Linked DNA regions of Homo sapiens: region 1 is linked to region 2. Evidence: chromatin loops called from intact Hi-C (ENCODE). Cell type or tissue: mammary epithelial cell. All regions are shown on one strand. Region 1 has its middle 52 kb from the start of DOCK9-DT. Region 2 has its middle 80 kb from the start of SLC15A1.

The links. Peaks named below come from ENCODE experiments on the same cell type or tissue, not always from the same donor. Only the 100,000 strongest peaks of a DNase experiment are listed, where the experiment ranks them.
Region 1: a loop joins it to region 2, with 7 times the contacts of the local background. A loop is called at or near these places in 7 of 110 quality-filtered maps.

The regions. Positions count from the first base shown.
Region 1 is chr13:99,031,810-99,036,809 of GRCh38, forward strand. It overlaps a transcript of DOCK9 not described here. Among named protein-coding and RNA genes, the nearest start is that of DOCK9-DT, 52 kb to the right of the region's middle. In mammary epithelial cell, a CTCF peak has its summit at 2,212 (motif pointing left); a DNase peak (open chromatin) is centred at 232; H3K27ac peaks cover 270 bases.
Region 2 is chr13:98,670,653-98,675,652 of GRCh38, forward strand. It overlaps the pseudogene RN7SL60P. Among named protein-coding and RNA genes, the nearest start is that of SLC15A1, 80 kb to the right of the region's middle. In mammary epithelial cell, a CTCF peak has its summit at 2,560 (motif pointing left); no DNase peak of the experiment used is centred here.

The sequences.
Region 1 (5,000 bases), 360 kb after region 2:
TATTCCTAATGTTCCTGATGAGAACCAGAGTAAATTCAAGGGCTGATGTCACAGCAGCCTGCTTAGGGCATTCCAAAACACACCTCTAAAGAGAGGGAGAGATTTGATTCCTCCAACTTCCACAAATGAACACACACAAGGACACTTCTGGGAAGATATGCTTCTTGATTTCATAATAGCCAGTACCTGGGTTAAATATATTATGTAACCAAAGAAACATCCTGATGATTCAAATTTCCTGGGGAGAACTAATGATAACCCATCAGAGTCATCAATGTGGGTCACTGGAGGTCACCAGGAGATCAAGGTACATTTTAATGCTAAGTGGCTTCAGTCCAAGGAGTGCCAATGAGATTATACACTGTTAAAACTGATTCCAGGCTGGGTGCGGTGGCTCACGCCTGTAATCCTAGCACTTTGGGAGGCCTAGGCAGGCCGATTGTCTAAGCTCAGGAGTTCGAAACCAGCCTGGGCAACATAGTGAAACCCTGTCTCTACTAAAAATACAAAAAAAAAATTAGCCAGAAGTGGCGGCGTGTGCCTGTAGTCCCAGCATCTTGGGAGGCAGAGGCAGGCGAATTGCTTGAACCCAGTAGGTGGAGGCTGCAGTGAGCTGAGATCACACCACTGCACTCCACACTTCAGCCTGGGCAACAGAGTGAGACACCATCTCAAAAAAAAAAAAAAACCTGATTCCAAAATTCATTCAAATATACGCACCCCTAAAACCCCTCTTTGGGAAAGATAAGGCTGAGGCTAGGTCCTCTTCCTCAACTGAAAGGGGAAGTACTATAAATTTATTAATTTATATGACATAAATTTATTAATTTACATGACATAAATTTATTAATTTACATGACATAAATTTATTAATTTATATGACAAATTAAAACAGAGTTGGTGTTTTGTAGCTTTCCACTTGAAATACAAAATCTGTATAGTTTAAAAGGAATACTTGAAGAGTCTGTTTCCAAATATCACAAACTCTTGTATTTGGCAAACAACAAGAATGTCAACCTATGTGAAAGTCTTTAATTTAGCAGATGTGTATTTAATTAAAAATTAACAGAAATCAGGAGTAGTGAGGTTACACATTCCCATAGTTCAAAGCTACCTAAAAATGGAAGTTTTAATTTCACTTCATTAAACACTTAGGAGCAGATTCCAGTAGTCTAAGTAAGACATCATTGGCTTTTAGGAACAAATGTGTCAACAACTGTTAAAGAATAGTTCCTTGTTATGAAACCTTAAAATTCTAGGACATATGATGTTTTAAGACATCTGAGTACAGGTAGCAGATTTAAACATACATAGCCACCTTCCTATCTATCAGTTGAGAACTAAAAACTAAAAAGCATTTTGATAACATGTCTAATTTCTTATATAGCATATCATTCAGGCAGGACCAGTAGTAGAGAAGGCAAAAAACAAATATTCCACCTTAGTTCTAAAACAGAAAATCTGAATATGAAAGACAGATAAGATTACAAGATATGGGCTGCTCTGGAAGGATCAACCAGGACCAATAAGTAAAAACTCTAATAACCAGTGTTGCCCTAAAATAGGATAAACCATTTGTGAGGGAATGAAACTACTGCCCCAAGGAGGGGTTCATGCATGAGCGGGAATGCCCGTGGGTGACGGAAGTATCACAAAGGCAAATGAACTAATGCCGTCAACAAACCCTCCAGTCTTCAGTGGGATGGATTTTCCATGTTGTAGACACTGTCAGCGAGTGCAGTTTCAAGTCAGGCAAAATGGAAGCTCGTGCATCTTTGATCGCGCAGGTGGTCTAAAGGGATGGCACAGAGGCCCAATATACCTAACCTGTAGAAGGCACATCTCACATCTCACCTATTGCAACAGTGATAAAAGTGAGGACACTGAGGCTTAAAGACGGTTAAAGACCAAAGTCACAGAGAACTAAAGTGTCTGAACTAGGACTTCTACTCTCACATCCCCAGACTTCAGATTAGAATTCTTTCTACTCTACCATGATGGTTTTCTGTCAGGTCCCAGAAGAACCTCAAATGCTCCCTACATATAGATGTGCTGAGTAAATAAAAGTTTTATATTTAGAGAGGAAAAAATAGAGATCAAAATGCCTGGCCAACTTCAGGGGGTCTGTGACATGGCTCTGATATGAACACCATGTCTTTTCTTCCAACTTCTAATCATGAAATATATTCAAACCAGCTGCTCCATCTAGTGGATTAATGGAAGATCCTCAGGATGAGAGAAAAGCACATTTTTAATACTGTTCAGCTCACACAACCCTAAAGCATTCATCTGCTATCCCATACCTCATATCCAAAATAGCAACACTAGAAAAGAGATTATGAAGATTACAAGCTTTCAGGAGTCAAGGATGAATTCATTCCAACTGGTTAAAACCATATTCCAAATTTGCTTCCTCCCTCATTTCCCCAGTTTCCCCCAACATAAGTACAGAGTCGGCAAAGCAGGTCACATCACAAGTCACTGAGGTAACAGCTCTCCAGTAGCACACCCAAGAGGTGTAACTCCAAACTGAAGCTGAAGCTCCCAGAGATTCCACAGCCCCTTGATATACTGTGTTTACTAATCATCTTAAGCCTAAGACCTTCTTTCCAAAGAGAACAATATGTGGTGGGAAAAACCCAGGCTCAGAAGTCAGCCAAAATTCCTGGTTCTGTCAGTTTCTGACTGTTGTAACCTTGAGTCAATCATTAAACTTCTGCCTCAGCTCCTCATCTGCAAAACATGGATAATGGCACACCCCTCAGGGGTGCCATGAGGATGGAGAGGTGACAAAAAGAATGCACCTAACACATTCCTGAAACACCGCAGCACTCAACGAACAGCAGAGACAGATAGGTGGACCTGAGTAGGCTCCAATTTAAGGGCCCTTTATCTGTTTTCCTTAATCTTCAAATTTCTATTTTAAAAAGGTAACAAAAATGGTGAGCAGAGTTGTTAGAAGACATAGAGATGCGTAATAATAAGGAACAGTGAAGGAACTGTGATTCGGTGTGGCCAGAACACAGGCAGTAAAGGTGGATGCCAGGAGTTGAGGTGAAACAGACAGGCAGTTCCTTGTAAGCCATATGGATGCATTTGGATGTCATCCAGCAATCAATGTGGAACCACCGGATTATCTTCCCATTACCCCAATCTGTCATATTCTAACACTGCTCCAAAACTTTCACAGTCACCTACTTCCTAAAGAATGAAGTGGAACAGTCTTAACAAGGTGGGTTTCTGAATCTGTGTTTCTGTCTTCTGTCTCAGCTTCCCATTTGGTATGTCAACTTTCATGTGCAGGTTTGCTCAAGACACGTGCTTTAAGATGCAGAAGAAAGATCAAATTCAATAACATTAATTATGAAACTTAAGTTGTGTCACAACTCTCAATCTCTCAAATTTGAATGAGCAGATTTAATATTAGTAAACATTCTGAACTCCAATCAAATGTAATGCAACACAAAACATGAATGAACACTATCAGAGACTGATGAATACCTCCCTCACCCCAACATCTATCCTTCCCTTTTGATATAGTAATAGCAGTGCTGGTGGGCCTCTGGCTACCCAGCCAAAAACTACATTTCTCAGTCTCTCTTGCACTGAAGTGTGTCTACTGGATTGGGTTCCAGTTAATGGGATGGTTAAAGTTAAAGCTAATGGGACGTGTTAAGTGATACGTGCAATTTTAAAGTCATGCACTTAAATGGGAAGGAGTACACCATTCCCATACCATCTCCCTTTTCTGCTACAAGGAAGTACTATGTGGAAAATGGCAGAGCAACAAGATAGAAGGAGCCTGGGACCCCAAAATGGTAGAGTCATCAATCAACCCTGAACTGTTTACACTTGGACTAAGAGTAAACCTAACTTCCATCCTTTATAAGGCATTGTTTTTTGATCTTTGTTAAAGTATATCCTAACTGTGATGCTTTCTTTTATGTGTCAACTTGGCTAGGCCACAGTACCCAGATATTTGGTCAAATACATGTGGATACTTCTGCGAAGGTAATTTTTAGATGAGATTAACATTAAATCAATAGACTGAGTAAAACAGATTGCCCTCCATAATCTGGGAGGGCCTCATCCAAGCAGTTGAAGACCTTAAGAAAAGGACCGACCTTTCCTGTGGAAGAAGAAATTCGGACAACAGACTCACTTTGAACTCCAATTGCAACATCAGCTCTTCTCTGGGTCTCCAGCTTGTCAGCCTTCCAAGCCTGCCTGCCTGCCTACCCTAGCCTCGCAATTTTGGACTTTTAAGCCTCCATGATCGTTTAAGCCAATTCCTTAAAATAGAAAGAAACATATGGATACATGGATGTATAATACATACACACATACACATCTTATTGATTCTGTTTCACTAGAGAACCCTATTATACTGTTACAAACGGAATATTTGTGCTCCCTACCCCACCAAATTCTTATGTTGAAACCCTAATCCCAACATGATGGTATTTGGAGGTGGGAACTTTGGGAGGCAATTAAGTCATGAAGGTGAAGTCCTCATGAATGGGTAGGTTTAGTGCTCGTATAAAGAAGAGGCCAGAGAGCTTGCTAGCTCTCTGTCTGCTATGTGAGAATACAATAGAAGTCATCCTTCTTTAACATGGAAGAGGGTCCTCATCAGAACCCAACCATGCTGGCACCATGATCTCGAACTTCTGGCCTCCAGAACTGTGAGAAACAAATCATTGTAGTTAGTAAGCCACCTGGTTGTTGGTTTTTTGTTTTGTTTTGTTTTTGAGACAGAGTCTTGCTCTGTCACCAGGCTGGAGTCCAGTGGAGTGATCTTGGCTCACTGCAACCTCCGATTCCCTGATTCAAGTGATTCTCCTGCCTCAGCCTCCCGTAGCTGGGATTACAGGCACACACCACCATGCCCAGCTAATTTTTGTATTTTTAGTAGAGACGGGATTTCACCATGTTGGCCAGGATAGTCTCGATCTTCTGACCTCGTGATCCGCCCACCTCGGCCTCCCAAAGTGCTGGGA
Region 2 (5,000 bases):
TGTCTCCCTAAATGTATAAAACCAAGCTGTGCCTTGACCGTCTTGGGCGCATGTTATCAGGACCTCCTGAGGCTGCGTCACAGGCGCGTCCTCAACCTTGGCAAAATAAACTTTCTAAATTAATTGAGGCCTGTCTCAGATGTTCTGGGTTCACAGTATGGACCACATTTTCTTTATCCAGTGTATCATTCATGGGCATTTGGGTTGATTCCCTGTCTTTGCTATTGTGAATAGTGCTGCGATGAACATATGTGTGCAGGTGTCCTTATAATAGAATGATTTATATTCCTTTGTCTACCCCTACTCTTAAACATAGAGCAGACAGCCAAGGGTCATAAGACATCGAATGAGATCTGCTATTTGAAAAACATACCAAAAAACAAGCACATCAGAAAAAAAGGCAACTTGGGGAAAATAGAGATTACGTAGGGTAAAAAAACTTCAAAATCCGTATGTCAACTGTCTGAAACTTCTAAGAGAAGACACTGTAATCAAGAAGTACAAGCTGGATACTATAATCAATAACAATTCAGGTAATTAAAAAGCCCTTTGGATTGAAGACTTGATGAAGGAAGTAAAAAATACATGAGAGAGCTTAGAGCATAGCTGAAGCAATCTCAAAGTAGAGGCTGGGCACGGTGGCTCACACCTGTAATCCCAGCACTTTGGGAGGCCAAGGCAGGTGGATCTCTTAAGGTCAGGAGTTCGAGACCAGCTTGGCCAACATGGTGAAACCCTGTCTCTACTAAAAATACAAAAAATTAGCTGGGTGCGTTGGCAAGCACCTGTAATCCCAGCTACTCGGGAGGCTGAGGCAGGAGAATGGCTTGAACCTGGGAGGTGGAGCTTGCAGTGAGCCGAGATCATGCCACTGTACTCCAGCCTGGAAGATAGAGTTAGACTGTCTCAAAAAAAAAAAAAAAAAAAAGTGAGAAAAAGAAGTAGGAGAGAAAGGATAAGAAAATTAGAGAGCTGGTCAAGGAGGACTAACCTCTAAATAACAGGAGTCCAGAGAGAACAGAGGAAGTGGAAGGGAGAAAATTAAAAATGAAAAATTCATAAAAATGTCCCACAATCAAAGGACATGAGTTTCCAGTTTGAAAGGGCCACTGGAGCATCAGCACAATGGTTAAAAATGGGCCCATGCCAGATATATCATCATGAAATTTCAAATTTCTAGAACCCAACAGATGATTCTACAAGCTTCTGGAGAGAAAAACATTCTTACACACAAGATCCATAACAATCAGAATGCCTTGGGCTTTTCAATAGCTGAAGCATTGAAAGCTGGAACAGTGGAGTGATACTTTCAAAATTGCCGGGGAACACTGGGCATGGTGGTGTATGCCTGTAGTCCCAGCTATTCAGGAGGCTGATGGGGGAGGATCGCTTGAGCTCAGGAGTTCTGGGCTGTAGTGTGCTATGCCAATCGGGTGTCCACGCTAAGTTCAGCATCAATATAGTGACCTCCTGGGGGTGGGGGACCACCAGATTGTCTAGGAAAGGGTGAATTGGCCCAGATTGGAACTGGAGCAGGTCAAAACTCCTATGCTGATCAATAGTGGGATCGTACTTGGGCATAGCCACTGCATGCCAGCCTGGGCAACATGGTGAGGGTCCATCTCTTTAAAAAAAATTACCAGGAAAAATGGTCTCCAGCTGGAATTCTATACACAGTCAAATGTCAAGCAAAAGAGAAGGGAGAATTCAAACATTTTCAGACCTGCAAGACCCTAGAAAAAGTTTACCTCCCCTATTACCTTTCTCAGGAAGTCACTACAGAAAAGTACCCCACCAAAAAAAGGGTCTTCTTTCTAAGTCAAGAAAGAAGATGATATGGGGTACAGGAGGTGACAAAGTGGTGAGATGAAGGGGACCCCAACATAGTTTTTTGTTTTGTTTTGTTTTTTGTTTTTTAACCCAAACCAAAAATGGTCAATACCCAACATAGTTTTAGAAGGATTTCTCTGAATTCTGCTGTACAATGGGCCTCCAGGTTGGAGTCCTTCAAAAGGTTCTTCAAATACTGAAATTAATAGAATACTCATCAGAGTTGACTAAAATATCAGCCTTCATTACTCTCTGCCTCCCTACTCTCTTTGTTTCTGCTTTGTGACACTTATCCACACCTGACGTTAGACTCTCTGTCAGTTTATCTGGCCTACATCCGTGCCTAGAAAATAGTAATGCTTACTAAATATTTGTTGAATGAATGAATAGATGAGGACATATGTAAAATAATGCAAACCCTGGCATGTAGGAAGTGCTTTGTCAATGTGAATTTCTTTCCTGAATTTCTCCTAATTCAGGTAAAGCCCGTTGCTTCCACAAGATGTCTGGTGCCATCTGGAGGAATTGCGATCCCTGCTGGAATCCCTACCTGAGTCCAGACAGACTGTAAGTCCGCTATGGCCAGTCCCAAGATTGAAACTTCTAGAAATACAAATACTCAGTTTCGGACAGGCCTTCTGATGTGTACGCACAAAAAATTCCTAATTTCTGACATTGAGAAAAGCCTTTTGTTGCCATGTTTTCCTACAAATGTGCTTTCCTGCCATCTTGTGGCCAATCTGGGGAACTTGCAAACAGTTTGCCCGGACCTCACTCAGTCTAAAGAAAAGCTCCGGGAGCTGGGCTTGCCCAGAGCCATTTGGCAAAGCACCTGTGGTCATTTGACCACACCCTGGGGCCATCCGGCTTCTCAGACGCCCATGTTTTCGAAACAGGAAGCCACTGAGGTCACTGCTCTGTTTGGTGGCTTCTGCTGGGGACAGCTGAGAGAAGTGCCTGACCTTTGTCCTCCCATTTAGACACAGCCCCACTATTAACCCTGTCATGGTTGGACCCCAAGGATTTGCTCTGAGCATTCCGTGAACACCTGCAAACTCCTTGAGGGCAGGGCTTTATCTATGTTTTACCCCCAGTGTATCATACAGCATTGAACACATAGTAGGTGCTTACTAAATAAATGTTGTTGAAGAGATACTATCATTGGAGCATCTAAGAGCACTTCAATGAGCCAAGTCCAAGCACTTTACATAGATTGTCTTATTAAATTAAAGTGACCAACTCATCCTGTTTGGCCAAGGACTGTCCTGAGAATCCTCTCAGTCCTGGACCAACGAGGGCAGTTGTTCGGTCCCCTTAATGCAAATTCTGGCAACACCTCTCTGACATTGACACTACCATTATCCCCATATTTCAGAGAGAGGACTGAGGCTCAGAATTCTAAGAACTTGCCCATTATCACACAGGTCCTAAGAGCTCCCTACTTAGGGACTTAAATCCAAATCTTGGACTCTGCGACCTCCGTTCTCACCACCGTTCTGTGCTATTCCCTGAGAGGCAGCGCAGGTCCTTGCGTCGCAGATGGGGCTGCCTGTCTCCAAGGCCTTCCCTGCTCCTATGACAGTGGAGGTGTGAAGGGGATTGGAAGTGTCCTCGAGTTCTTTCTGAAGAAACACATCAGGCAAATAACAGATTTATAAAGGTGAGCTGAGGGGCGGTGGGGAGAGAGAGAGGGAGAGACAGAAAACATGCTCTTCTTAGCAATTCCACCTTGATATGATTACAGACTGGAAGTCTATACCTAGACTAGTTAACCAGGAAGGCAGATGGGAACTTGGATTTCCTACTTCCCAACTGTGGTTTCTGTTTCAATCACAGACTACTGCAGTCACCTCTCTGTTGGAAACAAACATTGACTCTCTGCTTCCTCCCAAGGTGCAGGCACTCTCAGAATTCGAGAGAACAGAGGCACAGGAAAGCCATCATCAAGCTTGGGTTTGTCTCTGTCACTTACAGAGTTGTAGGATCTCGAGCAAGTTATTGAACCACAGTGTGCCTCAGTTTCCTCATCTGTGGCATGAGGATGCTGATATGCTTACCTCCAAGGGCTGCTCAGGGTATTAAATGAATAAAATGCTCAAAGCCCTTAGAACAGGCCATGCTGAAAGTAGCAAATATCTTTCTCTTGTCTCCCACATTTCATCTGTCAGAGAATCCTGTTGGCTCCATCAACCTCCAAAGTATATCCAGAATCCCACCACTTCTCACCACCACACTGCCACCTACCTAGCCAGAGCCACCCTCCTGGAAGGTCACTTGGGAACCTGCATGGACACTTGGCCCCTTTCAGTTTATTCTTTTTTTTTTTTTTTTTTTTTTTGAGACGGAGTCTCGCTCTGTCGCCCAGGCTGGAGTGCAGTGGTGCGATCGTGGCTCACCACTGCTCCGAACTCCTTGGCTCAAGGAATCCTCCTACCTCAGCTTCCTGAGGAGCTGGGATCACAGATGTGTGCCACCATACCTGGCTAATGTTTAAATTTTTTGTAGAGATGCGGTCTCCCTATGTTTCCCAGGCTGGTCTCCAACTTCTAGGCTCCAAGTAATCCACCTGCCTCAGCCTCCCAAGTACCCAAGTGGCTGGGACTACAGACGCGCCACCACGCCCAGATCACTTTATTCTTAAGACAGTAGCTAGAGGGGTCCTGCCACACAGCAGTCACGTGACTTCTAGGCTCAAAACCCTCTGTAGACATCTCAAAAGCCCAGGCTTTCACCCTGGCCTGCCCAACATGAAAGACACACCCTTTCTCTCCGCCCTCAGCAACTCGCTCCCCTCACTCCCCTGATCCTGTGTGCTGACCTCTCGCTCTCCCTCCTTCCCCCTCCCCACATCCTGTATGCCGGCCTCTCGCTCCCCTCACTCCCCTGATCCTGTGTGCTGGGCTCTGGCTCTCCCTCACTCCCCCTGATCCTGTGTGCTGGCCTCTCAAAGACACCAGGCATGCCCCGCCTCCGGCCTTTGCACGGCTGCCCCTCTGCCAGGCACTCTCTGCCCTCACCTTGTTGAAGTGGCTGCTCACATGCCACCATCCCAGGAAGCGCCCTCTGACCATCCTTTTCAGTCACAACCTCTGTCCCTCTGCTCTATTTTTTTTTTTTTAGATCCATGGCACCCAACACCTCCTACTATACCACATCATTTTCCATAATTT